Linked DNA regions of Homo sapiens: region 2 is linked to region 1. Evidence: chromatin contacts called from ENCODE Hi-C or POLR2A ChIA-PET data. All regions are on one chromosome and are shown on one strand. Each heading gives the region's core, a stretch centred on a gene start or an enhancer-like site at or near the end of the contact. The rest is flanking DNA. Distances are from core to core; before and after follow the strand shown.

Region 1 (3,543 bases), core at 743-3,242:
TGGGCAACAGAGAGACTGTCTCCAAAAAAAAAAAAAAAAGCCAGCATGGTGGTGCGTGCCTATAGTCCCAACTACACTGAAAGCTGAGATGAGAGAATCACCTGAACCCAGGAGGTAGTCTGCTGTGGGCCATGTTCATACCACTGCACTCCAGCCTGAATGACATAGTAAGACTCTGTCTCAAAAAAAATCAGAAAGCTCAAGACCTGTAGAAAGGCCTCTCCTCAGCTTATAATGGAATCTGACCATTAAAAGAGCTCAGCTTTGGAAGTTCAGCTACAAAGGAGCTAAATATTTATTCCCTAACGATAGACTCTGTTGTTCAAACAAACAAACAAAAAAAACTAAACATTAATGTTTAATCCTTAATTATAACATAGACTCAAGGAAGACACAGTCATTTCCTCTATTTTGTTATGTGATGCTATCAATTTTAATAAGAGAATGATTCATGTTGTTCTTCATATTGCCCAATGTAGGGAGAATGAATAAAAATAAATCCCTTTTGAAAATGAGATGCAGTAACAAATTATAAATAGCAGCCGAATGCTAATTAGCATGAAGCTAATTCTTCAATTTACATCCTTTGAAATCTGAAAGCAAAAGATCTACACTAAAATGTCAAATTTAAATAATGACATCCTGCTTTAGAAACCCTGTTGGTTCAGAAGGCTTCACATGCTCTGTAGGGTGGAGAGCAGAGGCTGTGTCATGGTTCAGTACCACGGACCTAGGTTCAAACCACTGCTGCACCTGAGTACCCATGAGGGTTGGGGCCAGTTATTTTACCTTTTCTGGCCTTAGGCTTCGACACAAACTCTCTCCTACTAGCAGACACCTCTACTCCACCTCCACAATTTAGACAATTCTTACACGTGGGTCTTGATGGTATCCTGTTGTAGGACTCATTGAAAGCCAACTGCACTCCACCCAACCCTCACTTCATAAATAAGTAAATGCATGCACTGTGTGAAGCTGGTTTGGGTTGCATTTCTGTCACTTATAACTGAAAATGTCATGACAAATAAAATATGCATGCATAATTTTACAGTTATCAGAGCAAAATGAAATTTGTCTTCACTTAACATTCATAATATTCATAATGTCTTAACATAAGATAGCACTCATTAACATTTTCTCATACTGTTCTAAATACTCCTAGTCTTTATAACTGATTGGTAATAGTTCTCATATTTTAAGCAGTTGCATGTTTAAGCAATTTTTCTTTACCTCAAATAATCTGTAAGTATTCACAGAAGGGAAAAGGGTGAAAACATCTTATTCAAGTCTACTGACTCCAACACCTGGAGTTGGTATAAACATAGTCCCTCTTTTTCTAGTGTTGGAATGTAACTGTTACTCAGTGGTTCTAACCTGGAATCACTAGCCTACAGAGGAAGTCAAAAGCGCCACCTGTGAAAAACACTCGACTCTCCTGCTCCCTTCCCCACTACACTAGTGCTGCCCAAATCAAGACCTGCAGCCTGATAAGATCCACAAATGAGATAAAGAAACTGAAAGCAAGTGTTTAGAAACTCTTAATTTGACACTGCCATGATATACAGGAGAATGATTATTTTCCAAATAATTCATTTTTTATAACATTTAGAAAAGTATCAGTCCACAACACTGGAGACTAACAATCTTTTAACCTGGCCCTCCAATGCAGATAAGTCTTGAGAAGCTGCACTGTGCCACTCTCCCCCATCAGAGAGGCATGTGCTAGAGTCTGCGAACTAGGTTTCTAAATTTCTCAAACGCTGAAGGATCCAGGTGTGAATACATAGTTCCAGATCTGCATACCTCCCTATCTGTGATTAAGTAACTTGCAGTGGCTTATTCTTATTCCTCTAACCTCCTACCCTGTAAAACAAGATAACTTCCCCATCTTGCCCTGCTTTTGCCACAGAATTTCTCAAAATAGCCCACACTTACTTCCTCCACATCCTTAGCCTCCAATCACACCTCAACTCACTATCATCTGGTTTCCACAACCAGAAGACTGAAATAAATCTAAGGAAGTCATCAGCAACCGCACAAGACCAGTGCAGCCTCTCACTCCCCCATCCTCTGCACAGCACTCAATGCTTTCCACCACCTCCGTGGCTTCCTTCACAAAACAGCCTCGTGGTTCTCTCCAGTTTCTGGCTACTTCTCTTGGCTTTTTGCTGCCTCTTCATCTTCTACCTCCCATGTTTGTTTTCCCCAAAGTTTTACCCTTGGACCCTCTCCTCAAACACTCTCTTCCTGGAGGATATTACCCATTCTTATCTCCTCAATCACTAAGCTCAAAAGAGACAAATTTCAAATCTGCATTCCTAGTCCGAGCAGCCTCTTTTGACCTCCAATTCCCATTCCCCATTCCCAAATGCCTCCTGGACTAACCCTGTATGGGATTGTCACATAAATTTCTATCACTAGAGAGTTGCCTATACTCCTTATTTTAATTAATAGCACCACCACCTTCCTGGTCATCCAGACAGTATTTTGGAGACTCAAACATCACTTGGATATCCCTCCAGTGTTCAGTCTCCTTCTCCCCATGTCACTGCAGTTCAGGTCTTCATTGTCTCTCTTTCTGAAATCATCCATTCATCAAATGGCTTTTCAGCACATGCCAGGCAATATAAACACAACAGACGTGATTCTGCCCTCACTGAGTTTATAATACTAAGAGAACAGATTCCATGATTCCAACAACCTCTATCTGACCACCAAATTTGCACTTCTCTGCCATTATGCTACCACTAGATTAGATCCAGGCACCTCCTGTTCAGAATCCTTGGCAGTTTCCCATTATACACAGAAGGGCCATCCTATTTAAAGCCCTCCACAACCTGATCCCAGTCTATTTTATCATATTTTTTTCCCATTGCATGTAGAATCTTTTTAGGCCAAGGTTCCAGTCCAGAATACACCCTGCATTCTGCCAACTCTGGGCCTTTCTCATCTTTCCACCCTCACTCTTCTCTCCTCTCCATCTCAAATCCTACCAATCCATCGAGCTCCAGCTTAAACACCAATTCTAATTAAGAAGTTCCCTCAGATTTTCCAGGAGAAATATATGCTACAATCCCTTCTGCTGGACAACACTTTTTGAATGCTTTTCCTACTCTGCCTTGAAAGTGGGTCCCAGCATTTGTTTTTATCACTCTAAAACTTCCTGCACTAGACTCTGAGTAATTTGAAAAAAAAGGAAAATCTCCACATTTATCCATTTCCCCAGAATGCCTATTACTGCCATGCACAAAAAAAAAAAAAAAAAAAAAACATGCTCAGTCAAGTATTTTTAATTAAAATACCTTTTGCTAAAAATTACTTTGAAATTTTAGAAGCAATCACTGGTTAAATACCCTTAAGTGATTAAGTGATGTGTTTGAAAAAGACCATTTGATTATCATCTCCTTCTATTTACCTGCCAGTTATCTGGAGGTTGTTTGCTTTTTTAGACAGTTTCGCTCTGTCACCAGGCTGGAGTGCAGTGGCACAATCTTGGCTCACTGCAACCTCCACCTCCGGGGTTCAAGCGATCCTCCTGCCTCA
Region 2 (3,543 bases), core at 559-3,058, 140 kb after region 1:
TCCAAGAACTCAGATTCCTTTCCCATTCTGTTTGGGCTCAGCTAAATTAGAAAGACCAAATCTGTGACTTAAGGAATTACTTCATGCAGAATTTTCAAAATTTCAGTCATTCATGTGCCTCCTTCACAGTTTTAACTGCATTTCCATACCGCCCACACAGAGGCTTACTTAATATTTTCAGCTCTTTCAAACATTTTTAATGTTCAAATTAAATTGGATCACTCTTTGCTCAAAAAATCAAACAGCCTCCCATTACAGAGTAAATTTCGGAGCTCTTACCGCAGTCCACAAGGCCCCATGTCATCTGGCCCCTGGCTACTTCTCTGACCTCATTTCTGCCATTCATTCAGTCAGCCACACTGACCTCGTATTCTTGGAACATTCCAAGCAAGCTGCTACCTCAAAGCCTTGGCTCAACCTACCTAGAATGCTTCATTCCTCACACATCATTCCTCAGAAGGGCCTTCCCAGGCCACCCTATATAAAATATAAAATAGCAGCTCTGTTTGGTCTTCCAAATAAGTTTTAGAATCAGCTAGAAAAATTAAACACACACACACACACACACACACACACACACACACACACATTCAGAATATTGATTGGGATTGCATTAAATTTCTAGAATAATTTGGAAGAACTGACATCTTTATCATATTGAGTTTTCTTCCCATCCATGCTGGATCTTATTTGTTTAGGTTTTACTTTATAGTTTTCATTAAAATTATATAATTTTCTTGATAAAGACTAGGCGTACATCTTTTATGAGATTTATTTCTACACGTAAACAATGTTGTTGCTTTTGAAAGGTTATCTTTTAAAACATTATATAGAAAGTGCTTGCTATAATCCTGTTTTTATTTTTAATATTATTTATTTATGCCCTCTCTTCTTTTCTTCATGGTGAGTCTTACTGGTATCAGAGGGATGTTAAAGAACTACTAGCACCTAATGGAGACATTCTTCTTGATATAATCAAAAGTATTGAAAAGGAATGAAAAAGGGGGTAATTAAATATTCTTTAATGCTGATATTCATGTGGAAACTTAAAATTATTTTCTGTCCTACCAATGCTATATGACTTCCATACGGGGAAACATTGATTTATTAAATGTCATAACCACATTGAAATGCCTTTAGGGCTGTCAGTTGCTTTGGCTCACCTCTAGGGCCTGTCTTTAGCTCGGGAGTAACAGAAGGATCTGGGTTAGGAGACATGGGTGTGAAAGGTATCCCAGAGAAGAGGGGGATCCTAGAGTCTGGATAAGCTGGGAGGCCCCCTCTCAACACCCCATAGAGATGTGCTGTCTCTATGAGAAGTTGTTCAAACAGAGGGGTTGCCTAGGGCAAGGATCGGAGGTGGAGGGAGCAGGGGGTGGCACAGGCTTCCCTCCCTTTCCCCACCAAAGACTCAGGCTCTGGGTGTGAAGCAGGAAATGGGGTCTTCTTAGAATTGTTGAGGTTTCCTGGAAGCCTGTGAGGGCTGAGACCATCTGGCTTTCTAAAGTTCACTTTCTGGTGGAGGAGGGACCCCTATCTGGGGACATAGGCTCACTAGTTATAGATACTGAGGCCCTGGGGGTACAGATGCTGGACTGGAGGAAGAGGCTGTTAGCCCTGGACTCTTCCAGTCTCCACTGCTATTTACCCATGACCACACACTCCCTGTCCTCTGGTCAGTCTTTGCAGCCTGTGCTTGTCAAATCAAACTATGTGTTCTGGGAAATATGAGCATTTTAAGGCTCCGCCTTATCTGATAAACCCTTGAACTGAAGAAGGCAGGAAGCCACAGGCTCCTGGGTGGGCAGTACCTACCTGGGGTTACCCCCGACCTCAGAGGGGAAGGCAGCTGTTCTGAGTCATCAAGTAAGCCTAACAACTAACACCCACTTACACGTTCACATCATCAGAGAGGGAGGCGAAGGCCAAGTTGAATGCCTGGAACGGGGGCACTGAGAAGAGCAAAGGCTTTGGGATGACAGGGCCCAGGTTCTAGTTCTGGCTCTTCCACCTCCTAGCCATATCTATTAGATAACCTCTCTCAGTCTCTGAAAGCCCAATAACACCATGGTGCAATGCGATCCCACTAAAAAAAATTGTAGGCTAGGTGCAGTGGCTCACACCTGTAATCCCAGCACTTTGGGAACCTGAGGCAGGAGGATCACTTAAGGTCAGGAGTTTGAGACAAGCCTGGGCAACGTGGTGAAACCCCATCTCTACTAAAAATACAAAAATTAGCCGGGCGTAGTGGCGTACTCCTACAGTTCCAGCTACTTGGAAGGCTGAGGCAGGAGAATCGCTTGAACCAATGAGGCAGAGGTTGCAGTGATCCCAAACTGTGCCACTGCACTCTGGCCTGGGAGACAGAGCCTTGCTAAAAAAAAAAAAAAAAAAAAAAAAAAAAGTAATATTTTGTAAGCTCATATGAATTTTATAATTAAGAAAAGAACAATGGTAACAGTTTATTGTAAAGTGCTAGACAAATACATATTTTCTATTGTTATTTTTATCATTGTTCCTTTGTCCAGTCCTACAGTCAGAAAATATCACATAAGAAAACAATGCCTTCTTACATGTCCCTTACTAGAGGCAGACAGATTTTAGGGTGGGAGTGGTATGGGAGAAAGCAGAGGCTTTTCTCTTAAAATTTAAAAATATTCATACTAAAGAGGACTTCAAAGAGGTTACAAACCCAGGGCCAGGCACAGTGGCTCACATCTATAATCTCAGCTCTTTGGGAGGCCAAGGTGGAAGGGTCACTTATGCCCAGGAGTTTTAGACTAGCCTTGGCAACACAGCAAGACTCCATCTCTACAAAAAATAAAAAATTAGCCGGGTGTGGTGGTGTGGGCCTGTAGTCCCAGCTACTCAGGAGGCTGAGGTGGGAGGATCACTTGAGCCAGGGAGGTCGAGGCTGCAGTGAGCCATGATCACACATCTGCACTCAGCCTGGGTGACAGAGTGAGACCCTGTTTCAAAAAAAAAAAAAAAAAGAGGATACAAATCCGGGAAGCCATGGAATGGTAGACATGGAAGCACCTACAGTAATACACTCCGTATGGATTTCTCAAACACGTATGTAAAAACATAAATGAAGTTCTCAAAAAAATGAGATGTCCTGTCTTAAATATTTGCAGGATATAAGGGTCACTCAGCTCTTTTAGCTTTATTTGAACACAAAATATTTAATATTTTGCATGTAGAGAATAAGAGGTAGTCAGCATGAAAAGGGAGAAGAAAAAGATTTGCAATCAATGCTGTGTAGGAAGAAAGCAAAATGACAAATATGAGCCTACTCAGCAGATGGATATTAGAGAGACTGAGGAATAGACAAGGGGCAAATAGATAGAGAGACAGAGCAGAAAGAGGAGAAACGAAGCTGTGAAAGCAGAGACCATTCCCAGGCCCCATAGCTGGGTGACAACCTCTGAGATGATCCAAGGAGTCTGGCTCTGATTAGAAGACTTTATTCACTCAACAAATTGTTATGTTGTGCATACTGTGGGCCAGGACTCTTCTAGACATTAGAAGTACAAAACTGAA

The links. A loop is a pair of places that touch in the nucleus more often than their neighbours do. ChIA-PET counts read pairs that join two places held with the same protein, here RNA polymerase II (POLR2A). Pooled maps may share reads with other maps.
Region 2: a pooled map shows a loop between it and region 1 (5-fold over the local background). The contact joins two enhancer-like sites. A Hi-C loop is called at or near these places in 7 of 50 pooled maps. POLR2A ChIA-PET finds 5 or more read pairs at or near these places in 8 of 52 experiments (BJ, GM12878, H1 and 4 more).

Annotation. Positions count from the first base shown.
Region 1 is chr11:14,269,424-14,272,966 of GRCh38, forward strand. No RefSeq gene overlaps it. Among named protein-coding and RNA genes, the nearest start is that of RRAS2, 88 kb to the right of the region's middle. Within about 2 kb of position 1,993, at least 5 of the 41 ENCODE cell types and tissues checked have a DNase peak (open chromatin) inside an H3K27ac peak, as active enhancers do.
Region 2 is chr11:14,413,528-14,417,070 of GRCh38, forward strand. No RefSeq gene overlaps it. Among named protein-coding and RNA genes, the nearest start is that of RRAS2, 56 kb to the left of the region's middle. Within about 2 kb of position 1,809, at least 5 of the 41 ENCODE cell types and tissues checked have a DNase peak (open chromatin) inside an H3K27ac peak, as active enhancers do.